Regions from separate parts of the Homo sapiens genome. Here region 1 is linked to region 2. Evidence: chromatin loops called from intact Hi-C (ENCODE). Cell type or tissue: Caco-2. All regions are shown on one strand. Each heading gives the region's core, and the rest is flanking DNA. Links, peaks and the distances in the headings are about the cores only. Region 1 overlaps MIR3681HG (MIR3681 host gene). Region 2 overlaps MIR3681HG (MIR3681 host gene).

Evidence for each region. Peaks named below come from ENCODE experiments on the same cell type or tissue, not always from the same donor. Only the 100,000 strongest peaks of a DNase experiment are listed, where the experiment ranks them.
Region 1: it touches region 2 in a loop (14-fold over the local background); 10 of 110 quality-filtered maps call a loop at or near these places.

What each region holds. Positions count from the first base shown.
Region 1 is chr2:12,508,067-12,518,667 of GRCh38, forward strand. The region is part of intron 4 of MIR3681HG (MIR3681 host gene); the gene reads left to right. Among named protein-coding and RNA genes, the nearest start is that of TRIB2, 200 kb to the right of the region's middle. In Caco-2, for the core only: no CTCF peak of the experiment used is centred there; a DNase peak (open chromatin) is centred at 6,875.
Region 2 is chr2:12,445,949-12,456,549 of GRCh38, forward strand. The region is part of intron 4 of MIR3681HG (MIR3681 host gene); the gene reads left to right. It overlaps LOC105373431 (a long non-coding RNA gene), which reads right to left. Exons shown (of 3, transcript XR_922805.3): 2 at 3,244-3,485. Among named protein-coding and RNA genes, the nearest start is that of MIR3681, 250 kb to the left of the region's middle. In Caco-2, for the core only: no CTCF peak of the experiment used is centred there; a DNase peak (open chromatin) is centred at 5,903.

The sequences.
Region 1 (10,601 bases), core at 5,338-7,837, 63 kb after region 2:
CAATGTGAACTCCTTTCTTCATGGGTGCTCATTGTCTTAGCAGAGTGTGACTTCCCTAATCTCACTTCTGACAAAGGTGTTTATTTATCCACAGTTTTATTCCATCTAACTTTAGGAAATTACTCTTGCTAACTTGTTCATTATGCATTCCTTTGCTATTCTTTTAGTGGATACCTAGATATTATACCATGCATCTTGAGATATCGCTGTCTAACACAAATTATTACTTTTACTACTTTCATACTCCTGCTAGAGACTTAGGGCACTTTAATGTCCTTTGCACACTCTTGCCTTGAATAATAGTGACTGTTAGGCCTTTTCATTGGAATTCCCAGGACATTCAAGTTATTGCATTTTTTATAGCCAATATTAATTCCTCTACCTCCATAGTTACCCTTTCCTGTGTTCTTCATTCCCTCATACATTTTCATGTTTCCATCAATAACTATTTTCCTTCTGTAAGGTGATACACTTTTCCAGCTTTTGTTTACCAAAAACATCTTTATTTTATCTATATGCTTCAGGAATATTTTAATTGACCATTAAATTCTAGATGATGATTAATTTTCTTTGTATTTTTGTAGCTTAAAGGTGATGAGCTTCCTGAATATTCGGACTGTCTTTTATCAATTTTGGAAAATCCTTAGCCATCATCTGTTTGAATATTGCTCTAATCTGTTTCCTCTCATCCTTCTAAGACTCCAGTTACACATACGTAAACATGTCTGAGCGTGTCCTGCATATCTTTCCCTTTTTAAAAAAAATCTGTTCCTTCTTCTTTCTTTGTTTAAGTTCTGGAGTACATGTGTAGGGTGCGCAGGTTTACAGAGGTAAATTGTGCCATGGTGGTTTGCTGCACCTATCAACCAAACACCTAGGTGTTAAGCCCCGCATGCATTAGCTATTTTTCCTGACGCTCTCCCATCCCCCACCCACCCTTCCCCAACAGGCTCCAGTGTGTCTTGTTCCTCCCCTTGTGTCTATGTGTTCTCATTGTTCAGCTCCCACTTATAACTGAGAACGTGCGGCGTTTGGTTTTCTGTTTCCGTGTTGGTTTCCTGAGGATAATGGCTTCCAGCTCCAACAATGTCCCTGCAAAGGACATGATCTCCTTTCCTTTTACAGCTGCGTAGTATTCCATGCTGTATATGTACCACATTTTCTTTATCCAGTCTATCATTGATGTGCATTTGGGTTGATTCCATGTCTTTGCTATTGTGAATAGTTCTGCAATGAACATACGTGTGCACGCATCTTTATAATAGAATAATTTCTATTCCTTTGGGTATATATCCAGTAATGGGACTACTGGGTCAAATGGTATTTCTGATTCTAAATCTTTGAGGAATCGCCACACTGTCTTCCATAATGGTTGAACTAATTTACGTTTCCACCAACAGTGTAAAAGCATTCCTATTTCTCCTCAACCTCTCAACTCTTGTTTCTTGACTTTTTAATAACCGCCATTCTGACTGGTATGAGATGGTATCTCATTGTGGTTTTGATCTGCAGTCCTCTAATGATCAGTGATGTTGAGTTTATTTTCATATGTTTGTTGGCCACATGTATGTCTTCTTTTGAGAAGTGTCTGTTCATGTCCTTTGCCCACTTTTCAATTTTTTTTTTCTGTAAATTTGCTTAAGCTCCTTGTGGATTCTGGATATTACACCTTTGTCATATGGATAGATTGCAAAAATTCCCTCCCATTCTATAGGTTGTCTGTTCACTTTGATGATGGTTTCTCTTGCTGCGCAGAAGCTCTTTAGTTTAATTAGATCTGATTTGTCAATTTTTGATTTTTTTTTTGCAATTGTTTTTGGCAATTTCATCATAAAATCTTTGCCCATGCCTATGTCCTGAAAGGTATTGTCTAGATTTTCTTCTAGGGTTTTTATAGTTTTGGGTTTTACATTCAAGTCTTTAATCCATCCAAAGTTAATATTTGTACACGGTGTAAAGAAGGGGTCCCACTTCAATTTTCTGCATATGGCTAGCTAGTTCTCCCAGCACCATTTGTTATATAGGGAATCCTTTCCCTGTTGCTTGTTTTTGTCAGGTTTGTCAAAGGTCAGATGGTTGTAGGTGTGTGGTGTCTGATGTTCTTAATCCATTTTTGTTTGTTTGTTCCTCTGGTTGGTTGTTTTCATTATTTTTTCTCTCTATCTTTTAGTTTGGATAATTTTTCTGTTGATTTGTCCTTCAGTTCACTCATTCTATATTCTTTTGTGTCTAATCTGCTGTGAAATTCATCAGTTGGATTCTTAATTTAATCAATTGCATTTTTTCATTATAAAATGACCATTAGTCTTTCTTGGATACTGAAGTAATATTTAAATCTAAGCAACAGCAACTAGCATGCATACAATAATTTACATTAAGCAAACTGGTATTGCTTATTTGTCCTCATGTAGTATCTATCATTATATTGTATTATCCCCTCTTTGAAGATGAAGATGGCAAGGCTACACAGAGTGTAACAGGTCTGTTTTTAGATTACTGTAGTTTCCCAAAGTAGCTATGAGGAAAGAGATTTCTTTCGTTTGAACTGCCTAGATAGACCATTGCTATTGGTCAATTGCACCAGGATCTTTTATTCCTTGGGCCATATCCACATTGCTGCTATAGATTGGAAGTGTCCCCCAAAGTTTATGTGCTGGAAACGTAATCCTCAGTGCAACAGCATTGAGAGGTGAGACCTTTAAGTGGTGATTTGGTCAGGAGGGCTCTGCTCTCATGAATGAATTAATGCTATTTACGAGGGAGTAGGTTAGTTGTTACAGGAGTGAATTTCTTATAAAAGGATGAGTTCAACCCCCTTTCCAATCTCTCTCTCATGCATGCTCTCTTGCTTTTTTGCCTTCTGCTGTGGTATGATGTGGCAAAAAGTCTGTTGCTTGATGTGGGGCCCTTGACCTTGAACTTCCCAGCATCCAGATTGTAAGAAATAATCTCTGCTCTCTATAAATCACCCAGTCTCAGGTATTGTGTTATAACAGCACAAAATAGACTAAGACAACTGCTGCATCAGGACCAAAGTGGCCAGAGCCTGTCCACATCGCTCTTTGGGGTGTCTCCACAGACCTTTCTGGGTTCCACTGCAGCCCTCTGACACCAGAGTATTCTGAATTCATTCTCCGTTTCTTTCGAGATCACTGTCCAATTAGGCAAGGTTTCTTTTCCATCCTTTTACTTATTTTTTGTTTATGAAATTATTCTTTTCAGATACTGGAAGTTCCTAAATCAGAATAAGGAGAAGTTTTGGTTTCAAGGAAATCTTGCTTCAAACAGCAGTTCTGATACAAGTAACTGTGTGACCTCAGGCAAGTCACAACACCTCCAGGAATTTCCATTTCTTTGGCTGTATACTGAAAATAGTGTTTGTTGCATGGATTAAAGAAAACTATTACAGCATTTAGAAAATTGCATGGCCTAGTGTAGGTTCTTATTATAATGTTATCAACTCTGAAAATGTAAAGGACATATCCTGGATTTTTGAGAACAGCCTAAATAGCAAATAATTGTTTCATTATTAAGTACTGTGTTCCAAGTTTTGGTTCAGAATATGTGGTTACATCTTATATTAACAAGATATCATTATAAGCCACTTTATTCTTGAGAATTTCCTTCCCCCTAATGTTTGTCCTTAAGATCAGAAGTCACAACCTCTAATTATTAATTTCTAAATAGGCTGCATTTTTTATATTATACTCTAAGTTCTGGGATACATATGCAGAAAGTGCAGGCTTGTTACATAGTATACATGTGGCATGGTGGTTTGCTGCATCCATCAACCCGTCATCTACGTTAGGTATTTCTTATAATGCTATCCCTCCCCTTGTCCCCCACCCTCTGACAGGCACCGGTGTGTGATGTTCCCCTTCCTGTGCCCATATGTTCTCATTGTTCAACTCCCACTTATGAGTGAGAACATGTGGTGTTTGGTTTTCTGTTCCTGTGTTAGTTTGCTGAGAATGATGGTTTCCAGCTTCATCCATGTCCTGCAAAGGACATGAGCTCATTCTTTTTTATGGCTGCGTAGTATTCCATGTTATATATGTGCCACATTTTCTTTATCCAGTGTAACATTGATGGGCATTTGGGTTGGTTCGAAGTCTTTACTATTGTGAAAAGTGCTGCAATAAACATAGGTATATGTGTTTCTTTATAGTAGAATGATTTATAATCCTTTGGGTATATACCCAGTAATGAGATTGCTGGGTCAAATGGCATTTCTAGTTCTAGATCCTTGAGGAATTGCCACACTGTCTTCCACAATGGTTGAACTAATTTACACTGCCACCAACAGTGTAAAAGCATTCCTATTTCTCCACATCACCTCCAGCATCTGTTGTTTCCTGACTTTTTAATGATCACTATTCTAACTGGTGTGAGATGGTGTCTCACTGTGGTTTTGATTTGCTTTTCTCTAATGACCAGTGATTATGAGCTTTTTTTCATAAGTTTGGCCACATAACCGTCTTCTTTTGAGAAGTGTCTGTTCATATCCTTTGCCCACTTTTTAATGTTTTTTTTTTTTTCTTGTAAATTTGTTTAAGTTCCTTGTAGATTCTGGGTAATTAGATCCCATTTGTCAGTGTTGGCTTTTGTTGCCATTGCTTTTGGTGTTTTAGTCATTAAGTCTTTGCCTATGCCTATGTCTTGAATGGTATTGCCTAGGTTTTCTTCTAGGGATTTTATGGTTAATAGGCTGTATTCTTTGGCCATCACTGCACTGGCTCTCTGGAGGATGTTCTGACTAATTGTTTTCTGTCTACAAATTCACAAAAGCCTCCAATGTAAGTAAATACACAAATAAATCTTCAGAGTCAAATATATCACAGTAATTATTATTCTTGTGTTTTTTTTAATTATAAAATAAAAACATAGGCATTCATATTGGTAAAAGTATTCTGATGCTATTTGGCCAAATATTCCAGTTTATAGAGAAGAAAATAAGGCTAAAGAGGGCCAATTCTTCACCAAGAAGGTAAAATAGTGGATAGGCAGCAGCATTAGAACTGGGATTCAGTTCCCTCAAGTCCTGAATATTGAAATGCTCACCCCTTCCCTAGTAGGCACTTCAAGTTTTGCATAGGCCTCTTATCAATCCATATGTTCAGTTCCAATATTAGTATTTCTATACTAGAGCTATAGTCATTCTGAATCCATAGTTTTGAGGACAGACACCAAAGTTGACTTATGCACTCATGGACCAAATCCCGGGGACAATTACATTTGGGCAGATGATTTCCTGAAGACAGTTAAACAAACCCCTATAGAGATGTCATGCTCATCTGTCTTTGGTCACTGGGTCTAACAATTGGAACTTTCCCTGGTGCAGCCAGGAGAATTTCCATGCAGTCCAAGACAACATGGCATTCACCAATTCATCAGATGACTCGGTTTGAGGCTCTCCTTAAACCATGGTGAGGCTAGAAGACTTGATTTTCACTTCCAGATTGCTCTCCTCAGTGTGGGTGGGGCTCATCAAATCTGCTGTGAGCCTGAACAGAACAAAAAGGCAGAGGAAGGAAGACTTTGCCCTCTTTGCTTCCTGCCTACCTGCATGAGCTGGGATGTAGGTCTCTTCTTGTTCTTGAACTGGAATTTGTGCCCTTGGCTTCCCTGGTCTCAGCCTTCAGACTTGGCCTGGAATTACACCACCAGCTTCCAGTTTGTAGACAGTGGGATTTCTCAGCCTGTGTAACCTCATGAGGGAATTTGTCACAGTAAATCTCTCTCTCTCCCCTGACTGTCTCCATATCTCCTGTATATTTATAAATATAATTATATATATCCTATATGTTTATATATAAATATATATATTCCATCTATATATAGGTAATTTATATAGAATTACATATAATCCCATATATATCTATATATATTCTCTGCATATTTACAAATAATTACATCTAGTCATATATAATCATATATATTATCATACATATATCGTTCTATATAAATATATATATTCTATTTCTTGGGAGAGCCCTAAATAATACACCACTGCACATATTCGGTTAGCACAGAGCTTGATACCCATTAAACTCTCATTATATTTTGCTGAATTTAGTGAATGGAAGCATTTTTTTAAAACCATTGGAATATGGCATCACAATAACAAATTCTGGAGTGCATGTGTGTGTTTCGAATCCATAAAAAAACAAATCTCTGTCAAATGAATCTGACTTTGTACAGATTGAGTCTAATAAGAAGAGCCTGGGTTCAAATGGATGATGAACTATTAATCCTCAGCGTCAGCTGGGGAAACTGAAATGAATCACTGGAGAGAGATAAGGGCGGGAAGATGCAGCTTCTTAAAAGAATAAAACTAAGAATAAGACAGGAACTCTCATTTCAGCCAGATTCATGCAGGTGAACAGGCTGAAGGTGCTGTTTCTTCTCAAGGGCATATGATGGAAGGAACCTGTCATCCAAGCTGAATTTTCCAGGACTTTTCAGCATGAAGATGTGGTACCAAAACCTGGCTTGAGATTAAGTTAAATCCATCATTTTGCTAGAAAGTGTTCAAGTACCATGCAATAGAATATTTATCAGGAACACTTAAAAGGCTTAAGTGATCCTGAGACAGAAGTTTCCATTTGTTCTCTGGAAGATGTACTCTTGTAACAAGTGAGGAATGCAGTGTGTGTGTGTGTTTCTTCATCTTCCTTCTTCATGCTCCTACAGGTTCAATTCCATAGATAAACTGTCAGCAAAGAACTTCCAATATAAGAGATACAACAGAGTCTCACACTGAGTGTAGTTGGATGGGCGGTGTCTATTCTGTTTGTTTGGTTTTAAATAAACTGCAATGTTCTGAGGGATAACAGTTCAAAGGAAACTGACAGTTAAAAATGAAGGTCAGCTCCCAGCAGCTATCTCTGCTGAATGAGATAACATCAGCACACAGCAGACTAGCTGAGGGAAAGTGTGAGAGCTGGCTTATGCCGCAGGCTGACAGCGAAAACTCTCAGCACAACAGGGGTATCTGGGCAGACAGCGAACAGGGCTGAGAACCTACTATGTGCAGACATGACAGTCTGATTGAATCCCAATAACAATTCTATTGTAATTATTTTACGTATGAACTGTCTCAGGTTCAGAGAAAGCCAGTGACTGGCCTAGGGTCAAACATACCCTATGCGTGTCCAGGCTGAATCTGTCCATGCCAGGAGCCTCTTCTTTTTGCTTCACCAAAACACCCAATGTTCAGTGACTCTTGGCCGACCCACTCTCCTAGACGTGTTGGCTTGAAGGTGTTTGCTGGAAAGTCTGTGAGGGATAGAGTAGAGTGCCTGGCACGTGATAGGGCACCTAGACCAACCTCAAGTCAAGTCTTTGCTGTGAGGAAACTTTTCCTCTCTCCAGAAAAATAATTTTAAGTGAGCACGACAGACCTGCTATACAGTTATAAACAAAACAAGGCTCAGAGATCCTGGTTAAATCACTTGCCTAGGGTGACATGGTCAGAATGGAACCCAACCGTAGCAAGTGACAAAATCTGTGTTCTTTCTACCTCTTTCTAGCTTTTGCTCTACATTAAACGACAGAGAAAAAAAAAAACTCTTCTTGATTCTCATGTTTTTTATATCCATAATTCTGTGTGTGTGTGTGTGTGTGTGTGTGTGCGTGTGTGTGTGTCTTTCACCCTGCTAGTTCTCTCTCTCCCATGCTAAAGAGTCACGACTCTGAGAGCTAGGACTGTGGAGACGGTATTCAGTTTCTTGTCTTGGCTGGTGGCTGCCACAGTGGAGAATAAACTGTGAATAAACTCCTCACTCCCCAACTATCAATCAAAATTTCCTGATTTCATCAGCAATTGTAGTGGTCTGGGCCCACAGTATAATTACAGAAATTAGTCCATAATCTCAAAAGAGATAATTATCTTGAATAAAAAATATAAATTATAACAATGACTGTGGCACTCATTGTCATGATGTTTACTTCAATCAGATAGGATATGATTTTACCTCTGATTAGCACTTGTGGGTATTGTTGCAACACTATCTACAAATCACTGTAAAATGGGCAAAGGTCTCTCCTACTCCTTCCTGACTCTTCCATTGTGTACCTTGCTGCGTCCCTCTACCCTAGCCACAACACATATCCACCCTACTTGTGATACCAGAAGTATATTCCTAGAACATAATCAAATCATGGTCAGATTTATTTATTATGTAAAATATATTCAGTGGTTTATAATTGATTGATTGTGCAATGAAGTCCAAGTGCCATGACCTGGTAACCTGGCATTGGAGACACCCTATGAGAGAGCTTGCTCTGCTTCTACCGTGTGTCCCACTGCCTACCCTTGTGGACCATAAGTTGTAGGCTGGTCAAACTACTTATTACTCAACAACATACCTGCAAGGGTGATATCTTCTTCCCCATGATACCGCTTCCACCATCATTGATGTCAACATCCTGCCCATATGGTATACCAAGCTCTAATAACATTCAAGATGGCTTTTTTCCTCATCTCAGGTTGGAAATCATCTTTCCTGTCTTTGGAGTCTTCATAGTACATAGTTAGATGGATGTTTGAAAAGCACTCGCCATTTTCATGCTATTAAGAGTATTTATGTACAGTCTCACTTCTTCCTCCATTACATCATAAGGTTCTTCTTACTTGTTGGACAATTTGCCCACACTTTCATCAGGACTAGCATGGTGACTTACAGGTATATAACAGGGGCTAAAAAAATTTTGTTTAAAAAATACTTTTGAAACTTTTTAAATCATTAAATTTTCTGCTCTCAGATTAATACTACATTCTGAAGCCTCTAATGCACCATTTTTAATGTACATCTAAAAAAGAAAATGCAATTTATTATCTGCTGGCAATTGAGCTATAAGACAATGCTTTTTGTAACAGAATTTTTATTCTATATTTATTGAAAGAGTTCTTTTAGACATATGAGACATTGTTTTTAATCTCATACCACTTAACCAAATATTAAAAAGAAAATATAACTGAGGTTCATTGGTTAAGTGATCCTCAAAGTATTTCATACTCAAAGCCACTTGTCTGAAATAATTTTCAACTTAGTCGTTGATGTCCATTTCTTTCCCCACAAATTATTATCTTCTGTGCCATCAAGAACTTTCCACAATTGCTTCAAGAAATTTGTTTCCAAGTCAATTATATCAAGTCTGCAACATTTAATGCTGGCAGATTCTTGATCTTACAAAAAGGTGTCAAAAAAAGTATTGAGACAGCAACCAGAATTCATGTTTATTCCTCAAGTAGTCCTTAACTGGTTGTTGACTGAAACATCAAAGACCTGTCATTTTCCTATTATGCTACTAGAATATTAAGCAACTTCTTGCCAGCAGGAGAAATGTAGCTATATGGCAACTGTAAGATGCTTCTAAATGTTATTGGTGTCAAGATGTAATGTGTGCAAAAGTTTATCCCAGAATAAACAATCAAACAAACAAAACCCAGATTGCTAGATATTTATTCAAATACTAGTCATTAAGTTTCTTCTGGTGGAATTTAAGAAATCTATTTTGTTTTTAAAGAACTTACTTACAAGGAGGAAAGCTTGAACATAGCTATCCAAAAGTCATGGTGCAATGTGAAATAAGGGTCATAGGAAATTGACAGATAATTCCAGTGTCTCTGGGTACTATTTCTGGGGCCATAGCAAAACCAGAAGAAAACCTGAAAGAGGGAAGTCCAAAGAGCAAGGAGATCCTTAGGGACCACTGGCAAGTGTCAGTCATAGGTGCCAGATAATGCCAAGAAAAATACAAGGTCTAGCTGACTTGCTGGTATTCAATCAAATTTCATTGCATATTAAAATATACATTGATTTTTTTAACCAGAAACATTTTAGGCTGCTTTTAAGTAAACAGGAAATAATAAGTTTAAAGAAACACAAAAAGTTTACACTTCATTGATTCAATATTCAATTCATTGGTTTCCAGATTTCATTACTATCATATCCAATTGCACTTGATGTAGACATTGAAAGTGATTATTTATTTGATTTTGACAAATTTGCAGAAGTAATTTATTTTTAAAAAAATATTTTTACCTATAAAGATATGCTTTTTCTGCAATGAAAGACAGTGCGTAAGGTATTAATTTTCTTAGAGAGTAAATCTGAACACTATTCTTTTTGTCCTACTGACAGCAATTATGTATCAAGCATTTCATCGAAAATGGGTGCCTCAAAATAAATCCTTAGGACACAACTTGATAACTTTCCAATAGGATGTTATATCTCTAACCATGAGTGTTCTTGTTTATAGCTGCGTGGCATATATATTGATTATGTGAACTTCTTTCAAAATAATTCTTCTATAATTTGATATAACTTTCATATTCACAAACTTTTCATGATTTTTGTCTGTAAGAAGTTTCAGAATTACATTAGAATTTTAAACTGTTAAGATGGCTGGCCTTCTCTATAAATATTCTAGAGATCTCTATTACGCTGGTAAAATGCTATGAGATGCAAAGGCATTCGTTAGTCCAGAGGAGGACTAGTGAAGTTGTCATGAATTGTACTTTTTAAAGAGGCTTATCCATCCAGTCTGATTACATGTCTCCAGCTGGCCAATCACCCAAATCTCATTCTGGAACT
Region 2 (10,601 bases), core at 4,475-6,974:
AACCAGAAGAATGCCTCATACAAAAGGGCTCCCTTCAGGTATTTATTTTAGGTTAACATTCATGATATATCCTAGGGCCTTAACTACATTGGTTTGTATGTGGGTTGTTTTGTGTGTGAATGTGTGAGATACATTTATATCTATTTCTAGAAAGATAAATATACATGACTCAATAGTATAAACTAATGTGTATGTGCATTTGAGGGGAGCAACTGATATTTAAGAGAAATAATTACAAAACATTTAAGATTGATTAGGTTACACTGAGTTGCAATATGGTTAAACAACACATAGTTTATGTCTTTAAATGACATTGTTTTATTTTGATAACTCATATGTGGGGGGAATATTTTGTTATGTTACTAACCATTGTGGTCCTTTTTCAAGAATATGTCCCATTAGCCTATTGACCTCCTGCATCTAGGAAGCCAATTCTATTCCAGCAGAATGCAGAGAGAAAAAGATCTAGGTGACCTAGGGACAAAAGAAAAGATTCAGAATGGGGCCGGGCGCAGTGGCTCAAGTCTGTAATCCCAGCACTTTGGGAGGCTGAGGTGGACGGATCACGAGGTCAGGAGATCGAGACCATCCTGGCTAACACAGTGAAACCCCGTCTCTACTGAAAATACAAAAAAATTAGCTGGGTGTGGTGGCGGGGGCCTGTAGTCCCAGCTACTCGGGAGGCTGAGGCAAGAGAATGGCGTGAACCTGGGAGGCGGAGCTCGCAGTGAGCTGAGATTGTGCCACTGCACTCCAGCCTGGGTGACAGAGTGAGATTCTGTCTCAAATTTAAAAAAAAAGATTCAGAATGGTATTTAGCTGGTTAGATATAATTCGTCATCCTCTCGGTCAATTATTAGATACAGATTGCCTGGCCTGGAAAGATAGGAAGGAACAGAACAGAAGAAGGATGAAGGCAGAGAAGCTGGGGATTCCCAGGAGAGGAATGGATGAAGCGTCTTTGAGAAGAACTGAGTAACTGAGGGTAGAAGAGAGTCAGTGCCAAAGGCCAAAAAGAGGGCAAGGCCTTGATTTTCCCTGTGAATGAGGTGGTCAGAGAAAGAATATCAGACGGGTTTACTGAGGCAGAAAGCTCCAGATCAGTTTTATAAAATCTACTTGCCCGGAGTGACATGGGAAAATACAAAATATTTTCTCTGGGCCTAAGAGTTGTTCAGATAGAATCCAAGAGCGAGCAGACAACAGGGCTCTCACCGGGTAAGAACAAGCACATTGTCACTTATGCCAGTATGGAGAGAGGGCAAGGGCCAATGACAATTGCGGCGCTCTGAATGTTTGTATTCTACCACCCCCATTCATATGTTGAAACCTGATTTCCAGTGTGATAGTACTGAGGTGGGATAATTGGGAAGTAATTGGGTTCCTTATAATGGCATTAGTTTCCTTACAAAAGAGCTCAGAGGAGCTTGTCCCTTCCCTTTTGCCATGTGAGGACACATAGCAGGTGCCTCCTAGGAGAAACAGACCCTCATCAGACATCTAATCTGCTGGTTCCTTGATCTTGGACTTTGCAGCCTCCTGAACTGTGAGCAGTAAATTTCTGTTGTTTATAAATGATGCATTCTTTAAAAAAATTTTTTTTTAATTTCCATAGGATATTGGGGAAAAGGTGTTATTTGGTTACATGAGTAAGTTCTTTGGTGGTGATTTGTGAGATTTTGGTGCATCCATCACCTGAGTAGTATACATTGCCCCCAATTTGTACTGTTTTATCCCTCACCCCCTTCTAATCATAGAAATGCAAATCAAAATCATAATGCGATATCACCTTACTCCTGCAAGAATGGCCATAATCAAAAAATCCAAAAATAATAGATGTTGGCACAGATGCGGGGAACAGGGAACACTTCTACACTGCTGGTGGGAATGTAAACTAGTACAACCCACTATGAAAAGTAGTGGTAGATTCCTTAAAGAACTAAAAGTAGAACTACCATTTGATCCAGCAATTCCACTACTATCTACCCAGAGGAAAAGAAATCATTATACAAAAAAAGATACTTGCACACTCATGTTTATAGCAGCATAATTTGCAGTTGTAAAAATGTGGAACCAATCCAAATTCCCATCAATCGAGTGGGTAAAGAAATTGTGGTATTTACATATGATAGAATACTACTTAGCCATAAAAAGGAATGAATTGATGGCATTCACGGCAACCTGGATGAGACTGGAGACTATTAATCTAAGTGAAGTAACTCAGGAATGGAAAACCAAACATTGTATGTTCTCACTTATAGGTGGGAGCTAAGCTATGAGGATGATGCAAAGGCATATGAATGGACTTTGGGGACTCAGGGGATAAATGATACATTCTAAGGCATTTTGCTGTAGCTGCCTGAATGAACTGAAACAACAATGAAGATGGGACCTATTAGCTCTTTCCAGTACTATCAATGGCTTAGAGCAGTGTATGTGCCTGCTAATTTAGAAAGAGCACCAGGATGAGGGTAGGAGAGCCACTGAATAGACTTAAATTAAATGTCCACTACCTGGTAGAATGGAAATTTGCAAATATGCGTAATAAGTTTGGGTATAGACAGATTAAGTAATTGAATTTGTTTTATTCTTGAGTTTTTGAACTTGGTACTTTTCAATATATCTACATGGGATGGATAGATAAATAGAGATATCAGTATATCTAGATATTAATATGTCTATATAAATCAATATATACCGATCTATATATGAATAAATTAATGTGTCTACATAGGATATCATTTTTTATTTAAATAAAAAAAGTTTGAACTAAATAATATATGAGTTCCCCTTCAGTTATGGCAATCTAGAATCTTGATTCCATAAATGAGAGCTTTATAACCTGAATGTATTTATTTTTATCTTATGTAGAAGCCAAGATATTCTGAAGATTCTTGTAAACCCATTCTTCAATTAAATTCCTCCACCTAGCTTCAACTACAATAAAATACATGCACGGCATACACATACCATTTAAGTAAAATCTTAAAATCCAAACGCTACAGCATGGCTTCTGCAGTTGGGCCCCTATTATCTCTGTATCACCTTCTGCTCTTGTGTCAGTCACTGGCCCTTCTGGTCTGGGAACAACTGTATCAGCACTTGTGTTGGAGCCTTTGACCTTGTTACTTCCTCTGTCTGGAGTGACATTCCCTTAATGCTGCATAAAAGGTTGCTTCTCTTCTTTGAGATCTCAGGACAAATATCACCATTTGTGCAAGGCAATCGTATTGACTGACATACCTGCCCTCTGCATCTTTTTCTTCTTTAACACAAGGCCCTGTCTTGTGTCCATGTCCAAGGCTGCTTGGTTTGGGCATTGCCAATGGCTGCAGGCTGGGAGGATGAGTGTGGGTTGAAATCTGACTCACAGATTCCTCCTGAGCTCTAGAGGAACATCTTCTTTGTATTAGTAAGAGGCAGTATTGAGTAGACAAGCCTTTCATCGCAGTGGGAGTGGTATTTTTCTTCTCTGTTTTGTCCTCCTAGAGGAGACAGTTGTTTTTAATTCATATAATGGCCTATGAACTAGCATGTATTATCTTATATTTTTGTGTTTGGTTTGCTTATTTATTCATCTGCTCTGTCTTAACTTATTTATCATCTGCTTTTACCCAGTAGAATTTACATTCCACAAGGATATGGACCAAGTCTCTTTGGTTCATCTCTGTAATCACAGATTTTAGAATATTGCATGGCACAAATTAGTTGAGAGGATTAGATACCAGGACACCACCTCTATTCATAATTTAAAATATTATTAAATTCACATGCTATGACTTTCTAAGGAATGCCCACCATTTCTCATACTATCTATGAATTCCTTAAATGGACCTAAGTCTTGCTCCCCCACCAATGCCCCACATGTTCTGAGCACTCATCCTTTATTCTTTAGGTTTGCTTCGACCATAATGTTCTTCCTGCTCCCATCTATGCTTGAAGAAGTTCTACTTTCCTGGAGTAAATCTTGCATTTTCCAAGTAGGCTTCTTAGGTTTTGCCCCCATAAGTCTCCCTCCTTTTATGCTTACCAGAGAAATTTTCCAGTGCTCGGGAAATTCTCAGCAAAAAGCCCAGCCTATAGCAGATGCTTGACAAATGCCAGTTACCTTCTCCTGCATCTTGGAATTGTTGATCTAGCCCTTGTCTGTTTTTATAAGAGTAACTTATTTATAGATCATACATCCTCCTTCCCACTCCAACTATACAATTAACTTCTAGAGAAAAACTATACAATTAACTTCTAGAGAAAAAGGACTGTGGGCTTTACATCTTTGTATTACCTGCTAGGCACATGCTAAAAATACTGAATACTTTGTTTTTAGTAAAAAAAAAAAATAATGGCATAATTCTTAAATGCTTTAACAGTGGACCTCACAAGGACATGCATGGTGGTAGAGTTGGAGAACACCTGTGCACCCCTCATTATTCTGGTGCATAGACAAAGGTGGACTATTATACAGCAATTGGAAGTAATGAGTATGTGGCTGATGGCTGGACGTTAACAACATAGTGTGTGGTGAAAAAGAAACATAATGGGATATAAAAAATGCCACTTACAGGAATTAAGATGCATGCCTAAAAAATGATAGCACACACAGTGTATAAGGACACACAGACGTCAACATTAATCAGAATAGAATTGTTGCTGATAGTGGGGATAGGAGAATTAGGAGTAAGAAATGGTGAGAAAGGGAACTCAAAAAGTAAATAAACAAATACATTAACAAACAAAAATAGGACTGGGACCTTCCACATGCACTTGTTGATAGCAAGCCATGAACATAGAAGCGTGGTTAACACATGCCTCTGCCTTTGTTATATCCAAACAACAAGGGATAGCAAATACCATGAGAAACAATCGCAAATACCCTCTCAGGCAGCAGCCTCTGGTGCTCTCCTTTCTTCCCCACTCAGCCGGGGGATGGTGCCCATTCTTGGAGCATTTGGAGGTCCTCTGTTTACTTTCATCATCGGTCCTCTCTCAAGAAATTTCAGTCTTCTTTGCATTTGTTTGTGCAAACTTGGCAGAAAATGCTTGTCTTAATCTACTTTATATTTTGAGCAACTTGCACAGCACTAGATAAGTAGTAAGTGTCAATAAATATTTGTTAACTTCATAAATTGATGATGGAAAAAAAGAGGAGTATTGGACATAAATTGGTAGAACTCATCAGGCTTTGTCAAGCTGGTCCCAGGTGAGTGCACTCTCTCTTTCTTTTTATCTTGGTGTGTGTATGTGTGTGTGTGTATATATACATATATGTTAGTGTATTTTATAAATTTTTAATATATACTGTATATTTAATACTTAAACACATAATATTTTATAAATAATTTCCTTAGAGGAATTTATAAAATATGACACATTAAAGTATTAAGTATAGAATATAGATATTTAATACTTTAATAAATATTATATATTTAATATTTAAATGTATTATATATTAAGGAATTTATACAATGCTATATAGAGTATTTTAAAGCTTTGACTATTACTTTCTAAACCACCATTAGAAAACTCCTTTTTCTATGACTCCTTCAAATAAACAAACCATATTTATGCCTCCTCCCATGAAGTTTAAATTCAATGAACCTACCTATCCCAAACTCTACCAAACTGCTTTGAATTTTAAGATTGGAATCTCAATTTTGGTGTCCAAAAGTAGATCAAATCTGACATGAGGGTAAGAAGGCTGAGTGATGGGCATCTCGCATGCCATAAACACACAGGAGCTTTGAGTCCTTTATTTTGTTCTCTAACTTTAGCAAGTACTAGGCAAGAATACCTGAAAATATTTTTGTCCCAGGGCTATTTCTGCAGGTGTCAGGCAGCCTTGCAACTTTAGCTTAATGCCCTGGAGGTAGGAGATAAGCTATCAAACGGTTCAAAGGCAGTTAGGTCCCCTAATATGTGTTTTTGTCTGTGGTAAATGTATTTGCTTTCACTCTTTAATCTGAAAATACTTATCAGCGAAACAGCAGCCATAGAGTTGGGGCAATGGCAGATTAACAATGGTTTTACAAAAGGGTGTGTTGAAGTTTCCGTTCTGTAGTAACTGCATTCTTTTAACTGCTAGAAATGCCCTTTCATAACCCAGAGACGTCTTAATCATGTCTCCTTAAAGCTGTAGGATTTTCGATGAATTAAATATCTCATCATTTACTGCACTCACCAAACCTGAGGAAATTATTTTTGAAAAATCAAATCGAAACTGTGTTATATGTGAGCATGATGTTTATTTCAAATGTACAGCTCTACTGTCCTTCTATATTTAAAGAAAGATGTCTAGCAATTACAATAACTTGACTCAAGAATCAAATATTTAGGGCAGCAAACTGTGTCTATTTCAGGGCTTGCAGCTGACGTACATTCTTAGGATATACAGGATAAACACAGTATTTCATTTCAAGTTCCTAAAAAGGGAAGTGACCATGAGCAGGATGAAAATGCTTTGTTACCACACATCATATGCGCTTGCAGCTAGCTGGAGTTTGGGCAGCTGAACTGGGCCATTAATAAAAGTCTGACACAGCCTGTGACTGAAGACATTTAAAAGGTTAACATATTTCAGTCTTTCACAGAGGCATCAAGAAATGTACATCCATAGAGTTATTAATACATTAGTTGAGCCTGTAATTATTATCCTAATGGCTCTTATCAAAAACAGCAAGAGGTAGGCAAGAAATGGATAATTACAGGATGAGCAGAGGGAGATGGCCTTTTTTTTTTTTTTTTTTTTTTTTTTTTTTCAAAAAGCTTTCCATCAGCATAATGACCAGAGTATCTGGGACTCATTCTGAATTGCATTAACCAGATGATGTGATTATTAAGTAACTTACTTAATTAGCTCTGTTCACCAAAGGTTAGTGCAATCCAGCTTCCCCATCCCTCCCCACTACCTGCCCCAGGTAGAAGCTGCCCTCCTTCCCTTCCAATAAACAGCCATGCATCCTCTTCGACCAAGCCTGAAAGTATCATTGTTTCCATGACATTTTCCTTAACTCTATGAAAGGAAACTGTCTCCCCATCCATCCATCCATCCATCCATCCATCCATCCATCCATCCACCTACATAATTTTCTATGTCTTTCCAAAATGGATCTGAGTTGGCTGTCAGCGGACCATTTACTAAAATAAGATTTTTAAAAATCTAGTGATAAAAATAAGGGAATAAAGAGAAAGTAAGAGAGAGAGCAGAGAAGAGACACTCTGGAGCACAGTCAGTGTGCAGAATGAATGCCATATGGTTCTACAGGGTTACCACAGATTGTACCCACATTTGTCTTTTCTCTCCTTTATAGCTAAGACAAAGAAAAACTACATATATTATCACTTGTAAAGTCAACTGGTCCTTAAGGCAAAAATGAACCAGTGGCTGAGAAGAAGCACAGCTTTTCTTTTCTTTTTTTTTTTTTTTTTTCTAAAATCAAGATACTGCTTGTCCCACGTCTTCATAGGGCAGCCACCATGTGAAGCTGTGCATGTCACCTTCCATGGTGTCCCCACCACCGACACAGTGGCACATTTCTTAGGGCTGTCTGGGGGCAGCTGGTGGCATAACATTAACTTGAAAACCAGTAAAGGAAAATTAATGAAAGACCAAAATGGAAAAGTCCCTTAGTACCTTTGATTATTGCAGTTTAAGCAATTATTGTAGTGTTTCTTGTTTCTTGTTTAGTTTTCTATCTTTGCGTTAAGTCAATTCCTTAAGACAAAAATAATAGGATTTTATTCACCTGTGAATCTATAGAGATGAATAGTGCCTGGAACTGTTAATATTTCTCAAATGAATTAAATAATGTGCTGTAAATACAGGATTTTTTTTTTGTTTATCGCTTTGCTTTTTTTTAATTAAAGAAAATGCCCTTTCTTGGAGTAATCCTAAAAAGTTGAGAAGGTGGATTAGAATAATCAGCAGAGAGGCCTCGGAGAGTTATCCCGGCAGAGAAGCCTCGGGGAGGTGTCCCGGCGGGGGAGCCTCGGGGAGGTGTCCCGGCGGGGGGGCCTCGGGGAGGTATCCCCTTTTTGCTGTTTATGTTTATGGTGCCAGCTCATGCAAGGGATGCTGTAATGGTTAATTTTATGTGTCAACTTGTCTGGGTCACAGTGCCCAGATATGTCATAGAACATTATTCTGGATGTTTCTGTGAGGGTGTTTTCGGTGAGATTTAAAATGCTGGACTTTGAGTAAAGCTCATGGTGCTCCACATTTATAAGTGGGCCTCAACCAACCAACTGAAGGACTGAATAGAATGTAAGACTGATAAGACTGACTTTCCCTTCTCCCAGCAAGAAGGAATTCTCTGGAAGACTGTCTTTGGACTCAAACTGAAACTCTTTCCCGTTTTCAGCCTGCCAGCTTCCCCTATCAAATTTTGGACTCTCCAAGCCCCCACAATCATCAGAGCCATTTCTTAAAATAAATCTCATTTTTATATATCTACATCTTCATCCTATAGTTTCTGTTTCTCCAGAGAACTAATAAAATGCATCCACTCACTGGTCATCTGTAAGGAGGCTACACTTCTTTTTTTTTCTTTTCTTTTTTATTTTATTTTATTTTATTTTTTTTGAGACGGAGTCCCGCTCTGTTGCCCAGGCTGGAGTGCAGTGGCGTGATCTCAGCTCACTGCAAGCTCCACCTCCCGGGTTCACGCCATTCTCCTGTTTCAGCCTCCCAAGTAGCTCATACTACAGGCGCCCGCTACCACGCCTGGCTAATTTTTTTTTTTTTTTGTATTTTTAGTAGAGACGGGGTTTCACTGGGTTAGCCAGGATGGTCTCGATCTCCTGACCTCGTGATGCGCCTGCCTCGGCCTCCCAAAGTGCTGGGATTACAGGTGTGAGCCACCACTTGAGTGTCCTCTCTTGCCTTGACACATCCCACGTTTCATCCCAATCATCACAGCCGCTGCTGATAACTTTGTAGCATGTGGCTGAGAGTCTTCTTTGGAAATGCAGCAGATCCATTGTAAATAGGAATCCAACTAATGAGAAAGCAAGACCATGGAAAGCCAGAGCCATGAAGGCGTGGAAAACCAATTCACTCAGTCCTGCTACTCCTGTTTCTTGCTCTGAAGAGAGGCCTAGGAGTGGCTACTTTAAGCCGGAAGTGCACAGGCTTTGCAGTCGGGCAAAGGAGGATGCGCAGTGGCATTTAAGGACCGATAACTAGGAGTTGGAAGGGTATCAGGCCATCCCAGGGGATGTTACAATGGAGAGAGGTAAACATAAAAGCCACATGCGTGGCTTTTTACCCAAGCATGGCACTAATTAAGAACATGGAACACAAAAACAATCTCTGGAATTTTACAGGTTTCAGGAGTGTAAGTCCCCAATTGATGAGATTAAGTTTCTACCATGTAGCAAAACAGAGGTTTGAAATGAATATTGCCCATGTACAGAAAATACAATTACATTCTTGCAAAATTGATTTTTTGCAGGCTGAGATTAATATCTGCTCCAAAACTTAATATTGTAGAGTAAATGGTGACACATCATTAGTACTTAGATTACATATATTAACATATTAATATAGATGAGTATCATAAAATAACATACTTATATATAATGGTAAATAAGAAAAATATAAAGCTGAGTGACGATGTAGAATAAACCACTGGTTCTGTGGGCAAACAAAACTGTATTTGAATCCCAGATTCATGACTTGACCCGGGAACTTCAGGCAGGTACTAATATTTTCTTAGGTAGTGGTTGCATTTTAATCTGTAAAATGGAGACAATCTTTTGACCTTGGAGGAATTTTGTCAGAAATAAATTTGATTAAAAATCTAAATCATTGAGTCCAGTTTCTGACCAAATAGTGCTCAGCAGATGGTGTTTCCTGGATTCTGTCCCAGTGTGTAAAATATGTATGAATGAGGAGGACGCCTGGAAGGAAATAAATAAAACCGAAAACACATTTGTTGGGGTGATGAAATGATGCATGATTAATTTTTCACTTTTCAAAAATTTCTGCAATGTTGCATCATTCTTTTAACAATAATATATATACTATATATATACATACATATATATATACTATATATACACATACATATATACTATATATATACATATATACTATATATACACATACATATATGTACGTGTGTGTGTATATATATATTATATAATATATAATATATATAATATATTATATAATATATAATATATTATATATTATATAATATATATAATATAATATATATATATTATATATATAATATATAATATATATAATATATATAATATATATAATATATATATAATATATATATAATATATAATATATATAATATATATTATATATAATATATATATCTGAGAAAGCTTTTCACCAAGCTCTACAGTCCACAAAGTAAACAGAGGAATGTGTCAGATAAATTTGGCTTCTCTCTCTGACCCTGCTGCCTTACACAGAGAGGGGCGGAGCAACGGGGGAGCCCAAGCACTTCCTTTTTGGTTAATCAGCCTGACCCACTGATTGCGACACTCCAGAGCCTCATGCTTTTCTCAGCCTTTAAGTATCTTTCTGAATTGCTGTCCAAGGGCAAATTTTTCCTGTCAAACAGACCTGCAAGGTTGCTAGGCACATA